Linked DNA regions of Homo sapiens: region 1 is linked to region 2. Evidence: chromatin loops called from intact Hi-C (ENCODE). Cell type or tissue: heart right ventricle. All regions are shown on one strand. Region 1 overlaps SORL1 (sortilin related receptor 1). Region 2 has its middle 25 kb from the start of SORL1.

What was found. Hi-C counts contacts between places; a loop is a spot of excess contacts. Peaks named below come from ENCODE experiments on the same cell type or tissue, not always from the same donor. Only the 100,000 strongest peaks of a DNase experiment are listed, where the experiment ranks them.
Region 1: a loop joins it to region 2, with 2.2 times the contacts of the local background. A loop is called at or near these places in 6 of 110 quality-filtered maps.

Annotation. Positions count from the first base shown.
Region 1 is chr11:121,589,697-121,593,696 of GRCh38, reverse strand. It overlaps SORL1 (sortilin related receptor 1), which reads right to left. Exons shown (of 48, transcript NM_003105.6): 30 at 3,523-3,657; 31 at 2,541-2,696. Among named protein-coding and RNA genes, the nearest start is that of SORL1-AS1, 140 kb to the right of the region's middle. RefSeq lists an enhancer at 3,734-3,833. In heart right ventricle, CTCF peaks have their summits at 1,884 and 2,090 (motif pointing right); a DNase peak (open chromatin) is centred at 2,106.
Region 2 is chr11:121,425,443-121,429,442 of GRCh38, reverse strand. No RefSeq gene overlaps it. Among named protein-coding and RNA genes, the nearest start is that of SORL1, 25 kb to the left of the region's middle. RefSeq lists a silencer at 2,027-2,126 and an enhancer at 2,289-2,801. In heart right ventricle, a CTCF peak has its summit at 2,194; DNase peaks (open chromatin) are centred at 2,092 and 2,705; H3K4me3 peaks cover 827 bases; H3K27ac peaks cover 1,327 bases.

The sequences.
Region 1 (4,000 bases), 160 kb before region 2:
CACAGTGTCCTTGGCCACTGCGTCATCATATTCACCTGACAAGGCTACTGAAGGATGCACTCCACCCAAACAAGGGAGTAAACCAAGAAAAAGCAACACACAAGATCCAGGAAACAAGGAATCTAAACTGGGAGAAAGGCAAAGAGAATTCCAAGGAGGCAGTGAAAGTCCCTGGGTAACAGGCACACAGCAGGACTAGAGAACAATCTGTCCCGAAAGGAGAATCCACGTTGTTAGAAGGAGTATCTCCAAGAGAAAAACTGGACTTGATAAATCCCTGGACATGTTGACCTGTGGAAAGTTATCCTGAGTGGCGACTGAAAGGCAGAAAGCATTGGCAAATGGTACAAAACAACCTAAGCAAACAAATGAAAAAAGCAATTATTAACTTCAGGATATTGTGCATATTCTATAGTTTTCATTGGATTTTCAAAGGGGCTTTCCCTATATCTCAGAACCACTCTGCAGAAACACAAGGTACATGGAGACAGGTGATAAAAAATAAAAAGGGGGAGAATGCCAGGCCAAGGCAAATCATGCCCTGGACAATAAGGGAGGCATCAGAGGGCTCCAATACTGGGGAGGACATGAGCATTCATCAGTATGGGCCTTATCAGAAGAAAAACTGAAAGGGGGAGAAATATGAGGTTAATAAGCCAGTTAGAAGACTTCTACACTAAACAAAGAAGATCCACGAGCTACAGATAACAATGAGTTTAAATTTGTCCCAGCACTGCGCACAAAAAAGAAAGTACAAAAGCTGAACAGGATATATAAACAGAGATCTGATCACTGGATTAGTCAGAATTTGCTAGAGTCTATTAATGTCCTGGTCAGAGTTTCAATAAGCAAAAACAACTTGAAGAGGATAATCAAGTTATTCAATAAATATGTAGGCCTTGAGGAGAAAGGACAGACACAAAGTTTTGTTTTCTCTTTTACAATTCATTTTAATTTGAGAAGCATTTTAGGGGATACTGACTATTTGCCTATTATTGTAGGAGACACAGAGCAGGACTCAAAGTAGTAGACAGCATGATTCCCAAACAGGAAGTCCACACAATGGCTATGGAAGCAAAGATCAACACGCATGAAATAATTAGGAAGCAATATATGGCAGATCATAGTTAAGAATCAAAAGGTCAATGGGTAAGTTTAATGAGACTGGAAAAGAGATGGAAATCATTTAAAGGAATCAGTGAAAGCGCCACAGAGGTGGAGCTTGAAAGGAGAATAATACCCTACTTGTTCAAAGCAGAAATCCCAAACTTTTGTGAACCTAAGAATCATATGGGGATCTCCTGGGCTCCACCCAGAAATTCTGATTCTACATTTTTTTATAAACACCCCAGGCGATTCCATTAGGGTGGTCTTTGCATCACATTTTGAGAAGTTCTGATGATATGAATATATCAAGGTCTCTTTTGCTATAAAATCCATGCTTCTGTTTGCACTGATGGATGGTGGGTTTCAGTGATAAGGAAAGTAGGAAGACAAGGTTGAGGGTACAGGAGTTCCTGCTGAGGGCAAAACCTTGCTGCAGGTGCACAGGCAGGAAAGAAGCAAGTCTATCTGAAGAAGATCAGGAATCTAGCTTGGCTGATGTAAGGAATCCAGGGAGGCAAGGAGGAATCAGCTCACAGAGGGCCTGGAAAATAGAAATTGTCAAAAATTGATCTTCTAGACAGGAGAACAAGAGGAAACTCAATATGGCAAAAAGACCACCCTAGTAAAAACATCATTTTTATAATGTTTTATAAAAAACATAGAATCAGAATTTCTGGGTGGAACCCAGGAGATCCCTACATGCTTTAGGTTCACTAAAGTTTGGGATTTTGATGTTTTTAAACAAGGAAGCAATGGAAAGAACATGCTCACAGAAGAAGGGAAAAGATCATGCAAAGCATGCAAAAAATTATTTGTTCTCCTATTATAACTGAGTTTGAAGTAGACTCCTGCTTAGGAAAGAACACAGGATCCTCACCTCTGTTCCGCCTGCTGTTAGGAGCACACACGAAATGGGATTTCAAGTTCTACCCCACCTCCAACAATATGGTGACTACAGACCTTCAGCTGCCTCTTTGAGTTTAGCCACTAGATGGCAGTGCTTACCCTTCTTTTAGTTGGACAGGCCGGCCAACTAGCAAGCTGAATTGGGCTCTCTCCCCAGAGTTTAATACACACACAAAAAGTTCCACATTAATTCCAATTTGTACTTTCCCACTAAGAAGGCAGCAAAGGTGGCATAACCATAGCCTGGGTGGAAATCAGGGTGGCTGGCATCTTGCAGGAAGGTCAGAGGCCAGTTATAGAGGATGAGATGCTCCCATTCCAATTTCCTATGCATCTATGATCCAGGAAAAAATGCTAGAAATCAGCCTTCCCTGGAGGTACACCATTAGTAACAGGCAACCTGGCCACACAGCAGAGTCCCAGACAGCAGGGCATGGGGCCCGGTTGGATTGTGCCCAGAGCACACCCCCAGAAGGTCCTCTCCACAATAGCAGGTACCACAGGAGAGGACCTGGGCCAGAACTCACCAAGCAAGGGGCAGGCTTCCTCGTCAGAGCCATCTGCACAATCTCGGTACCCGTCGCACACCCAGGTGTCCATCACGCAGGTCCCACTGCTGCAGCGGTAGTAATTGGGCAGACACGTGGAGGGCCCAGGAGTCGAGAAGGGAAGAATATGTGAATCTGAGAAAAACACCAAGCACGGAAACCCAAAACATTAGAAGCAGCTTGATCTTAGACCAAATATGTCCCAAACCTAGTGCGGATGTCCCAGTTTTAGCTGTACCTGCTGAGGGAGGCCAGTGACTGGCACAGCTCTGAGCAGCGGCTAATCTAGAAATCATGTATAATGGGTTGTCAGAAGAGGCAATATTCTTTTCCCTTTTGGGGAGTAGATTTCCCTTACTATATTTGATTTCGGTTAATATTCAGATAAGTTTGCTTTTGCAGGGGCTGGTGAAAGAAACAGGTGGCTGAGGAGGCACAGGGTGGCTAAGAGAATTCCTACTGAGGCAAAGCATTGTGTTCTAGTTAATTCAACCGCAACTACTCCACGACCTGGTTCAGAGATGAGAATGCCAGAAAGGAAAGGGGCAAGTCTGCATTCCACATGAGTGCTCCTCAAATGCATTGTGGAGCACACAGGACCTGGGGGCTTATTAGCATGCAGATTCTGACTCTGTAGGTCTGGGGTGAGGTCAGAGATTCTACATTTCTAACAAGTTCCAAGGAGATGCAGATGCTACTGGTTGCAAACCATACTTTGAGTAGGAAGGCTCTAGACTTCTCACTCTGCCCTGCAAATACGGAATAAATAGCCTGAAAATAGGAGAAACCAACCACACTTATTTCAAAATGAGAAAGAGGAACAGAAAAAATTTGAGTCACTCCTCTCACAAAAATATGCCCCCCAAAACACGGAATCAGCCAGGCACATCCTGCATAGCTGGTGGAACTATTCTGGTGTGTCTTGGTTATGGGGCTAACCCAGGCCCCAGGGGCCTCTTACCTCCACAATCCTTCTCATCAGACCAGTCCCCACAGTCGTTCTCCCTGTCACATTTCCATCTGTTGGGGATGCAGTGGCCATTCTCACACCGAAACTGGAAGTAGCGGGAGCAGTTTGGGGCTTCTGTGGGGTTTTCTGCAGAGATCAACCACATCATCAGTTGCTTTCCCTGCATCAGTGTGAACACAGGGCTCCAACTCTAGGCATCCTCCTCCAGACCCAAGTTCCAGGGCAACCCACACTTCCCACCCATAAAGAGATAAGGCAGCTTCATGGACCCAATGGGGAACAAAAAATACACCTACAAACTAAACAAAACCCCATCTTCCCAGCCCCTAACCCATGTTCCTCTGATCTATACTACAATATCCTGAGAACAATCACCTGAATTTTAATTCTGACATTTTACCAAAGGAATAAAACAACTATTGATGGTAATCCAATCATGACAATAACTATTACATTGTGGCCTGTCACT
Region 2 (4,000 bases):
ATGCCAAATTAGAAATAAGATTGAGGCCAGGCACAGTGGCTCACACCTATAATCTCAACACTTTGGGAGGCTGAGGCAGGTGGATGACTTGAGCCCAGGAGGTCGAGACCACCGTGGGCAACATGGCAAAGCCCTGTCTCTACCAAAAAAAAAAAAAAAGTACAAAAATCAGCTGGGTGTAGCCTGTGGTCCCAGCTACTTGAGGTGGGAGGATTGCTTGATCCTGGGAGGCAAAGGTTGCAGTGAACCAAAATCATGCCACTGCACTCTAGCCTGGATGACAGAGTGAGACCTTGTCTCAAAAAAAAAAGAAAAAGAAAAAGAAATAAGGTTGAAATTGCAAATAATCTTGGCGTAAGTAACAATGAACTTAAATACATTCACTCTGCCAGGCATGATAAATACCTGGCCATACATCCCTTCACTGATCCTTCCCCTACCCGTGATTGACACCATAAATTGGTCGGAATAGAGTGTCCCACTCAGCCCACTGCGTGCCTCAGAACTCTCAACACAGGGCTCTCTAGACAGACACTACCCATCAATTAGAGTTTGGGAGGGTCCAGTCGTGCTAAGACATACATCATTGACACCGTTACTCTCTGAAGAGCAGGGTTTGCTTAGAGGATGAGGAGAAGATTAAAGGAAGGGATAAAAGAGCAGCCACTGCTGGATGTGGTAGTGACAAAGGGTACTAGGAAAGAAGGTGCAATTTCTCTAGCCTGATAAGTTTTCTAAGATGTCCCCATGACCCAGAGAGGCATTGCTCAGGGCCCAAGTGAAAGGTTTGGCCCATGAACACGCTGCTTCTTGACCTAGCTCCTCATTTTCACATCTTCGCTGTCCTTACTCTTCGTTGTCAACGTTGACCCACTTCTCCGTTCCAAAGTCCCCCATGTATAACTCCTTTGGTTCTGAGAGGAAATAGGGGGTGGGTTATCTCTAAGGTCTACTCCAAGTCCAGACCCTGCGCTCCATGTTGCTGACTCAGGGTCCATTCTCCACTCAGCTTTCCCTTCTGGATTGACACTTCCACCAGCGGATTCCCAATAACCGGCTGATGATGAGCAAGCCCTGGCAAGCCTCTCCACACCCCGACCCCACAGGCTTCTGCCACCAGGCATAGTCTGATAAGTGGTGGGATGAGATGTAGACTAAAATGGTGAGCCTCGTAATGTTGCCTTGATCCTCACGAGCCTGGATGAGGCCATCCACAGAGTGACAGCCAAATACATGGAGGTCAACTCAAAGTGACTTAGGGGTGGCTAAAGTTAATGACTGTTGAGTATAATTATCTCTCCTACAAATGAACTGTGTGTTTACAAGCTTATCAGGTCTCTTTTCTGAACCTTGGTTTTCTGCTCTGATCAGCGAGGAGGGCTGAACTACTGTGGAGAAACAAACCCCAAGGCTCTGTAGAGAATGGATGGGCCATGGGTGGGCTCTGTGGGGAGACATTCCAGGGCTCCCTAGCTGTGGGAAAGAGTCCAGGAGCTAGTACAGTTTTGCCTGCCCTTTGTTTTCACCAATTCTCATCAGATTCAAGAGAAGCTCTTCTCACAGTAGGGTAGTGCCAAGAAGAGTCAGATGTGAATACCTCACATCACTCTTCATCCATCCATTCATCAGTCCATCCATCCATCGTTTTCATTCATTCTATACATACATACATTATTGTATACATATATCCGTTCTATACATTATTCATATGTAAATATGAAAATACGTAAATATGAATAACATGTCAGGGCACTGGGATACAATAATAAATATGCATATTTATTCATATGTAAATATGTAAATATGAATAATATGTCAGGGCACTGGGATGCAATAATAAACTAATCAGATGTCACCACCACCTTAGGGAGCTACAGTTTATTGTAGGTATAGACAATAAGCAAGTGAGGTGACAAATAAACTAATTACTAATTGTGAAGTTCCTGAGGAAACAAACAGGGTGGTATGATAGAAAATGGTCAGGTGCCCAACGCCCCGCACCCCCGCCGGCCGCACTTAGCGGAGCTTTGCTGGGGAGGCGCCGGCGCGGCGGCTGCGCAGCTCGAAGTTTCCGCGCGAGGTGGGCGGGCCGGGCTGGGCCGGGCGCTGCGGGGCCGGGACCTGGTCTTGGAGCTCTGCGACCGCGCGCTCGCCCTCCCGCGGCGTTTGCAGGCGCCGCCGCCCCTTCCGCCCCTTGCGCGGGACTGCGACCTGAAAAAGTGACTTTTACTCATGTGAGCTGCCTTCAGAGAAGCCTCCTCCAGAAACAGGAGAATGCGTGGCTCTCTAGTGTGGTCCCATCTCTGCAGGGTTTGTGGATGTTAAGGGTCCCAAACCTGCACCCGATGTCACAGGCACATTACTGCCGTAAGGAGCATGGATGCCACACTGGAGATTGACACAGGAGCAGGCTCGGACACAATAGGAGTTTGCACGATGCAGGTCCTTTTTTTTCCCCAGAATTTGACATTGTAGCAGAAACAGAAAATGAGATTACACATGAAATTGTGGAAAAGGAGGGCGACTCAGAGATCACAGGGAGCGTGGGTGAAGCCCTGGAGAAGGGACTGGATTCCATGGTGAAGCGCGAATCCGGGATAGACACAATTTCCCAGAAGTTTAGCACTCAACTACCCCTTGAACCAGAACGGATTCTCAGATAAAGGCAGAGGGCTTGCTGCCATTTGGACTTCTGGTGAAAATATCTTTCAAGAAAAGGGTATTCCAGACTGCCTCTGTGTTGCCAAGAGAATGTTTGAATTCCAGGCCCTGCAGCTGGCCCTGAATCGCCTGAAGGCCACAGACCAGGCAGGAGTGCTGACCGCGCGGCCTCCTGGACGGCTTGTCCTGCGAGGAACACTGAAGCTTAGGAGAATTTGTAAGGACGCAAGATGTAACAGATCCTACCCAAAGACAACATCTTAAAGCCTTAAGAACGTTAATAATCTTATACCTTGCAATTCCATTTCTAGGACTTTCTCCTAAGGAAATAATTATATCAGAGATAGAGGTACAAAGATATTGCTTGAAGCATTGTTTACAATGTCTGAATATTAGTAAAACAAAAAAAATGTCCAATGACGGAATTAAAGAGATTTTGGTACACACACCCACACGAAGAAGGAAAAACATGAGCAACCTCCTTTGGACAGATGGGACTGTGCAATGCCTCTCTAAGAAGGTGACATTTGGGTCGGCATCTAAAGAATGGTCTTTAGGAACCAGCCACACAAATGGGCAAGAGGAAGCAAGTAGGAAAGGTTCAGGCCAGAAGGAATTAAGCGCCTAAGAAGTTAAACAAAACCCAGTGGGGCTGGAGCAAAGGAAGCTGGGGAAAGTGACTGATATAGTTTGAATATTTGTCCCCACCCAGATCTCCTGTTGAGATGTAATCTCCACTGTGGGAGGTGGGGCCTGCTGGGAGGTGTTTGGATCCTGGGGGCAGATACTGCATGAATGGCTTGGGCCATCCTCTTGGTGATGAGTGAGCTCTAGCTCTGAGTTCACAGGAGATCTGATTGTTGAAAAGTGTGTGTGGCGGGGCTTGGTGGCTCACGCCTGTAATCCCAACACTTTGGGAGTCCGAGGTGGGTGAATCATGAGGTCAAGAGATCGAGACCGTCCTGGCCAACATGGTGAAACCCTCACATGGTGAAACCCAGTCTCTACTAAAAATACAAAAATTAGCTGGGCTTGGTGGCGTGCGCCTGTTGTCCCAGCTACTTGGGAGGCTTAGGCAGGAGAATCTCTTGAACCCAGGAGGCGGTTCAAGAGGTTGCAATTAGCCGAGATTGCGCCACTGCACTCCAGCCCGGCAACAGAGCGAGACTCTGTCTCAAAAAAAAAAAAAAAGTGTGTGGCACCTCACCCATTCCAATTCTCTGTCTCTTCTCTCTCACTTGTTCCTGCTTTTGCCATGTGACCTGCCTGCTCCCCCTTTGCCTTCTGCCGTGATTGGAAGCTTCCTGAGGCCTCCCTAGAAGCTGAGCAGGTGCCAGCA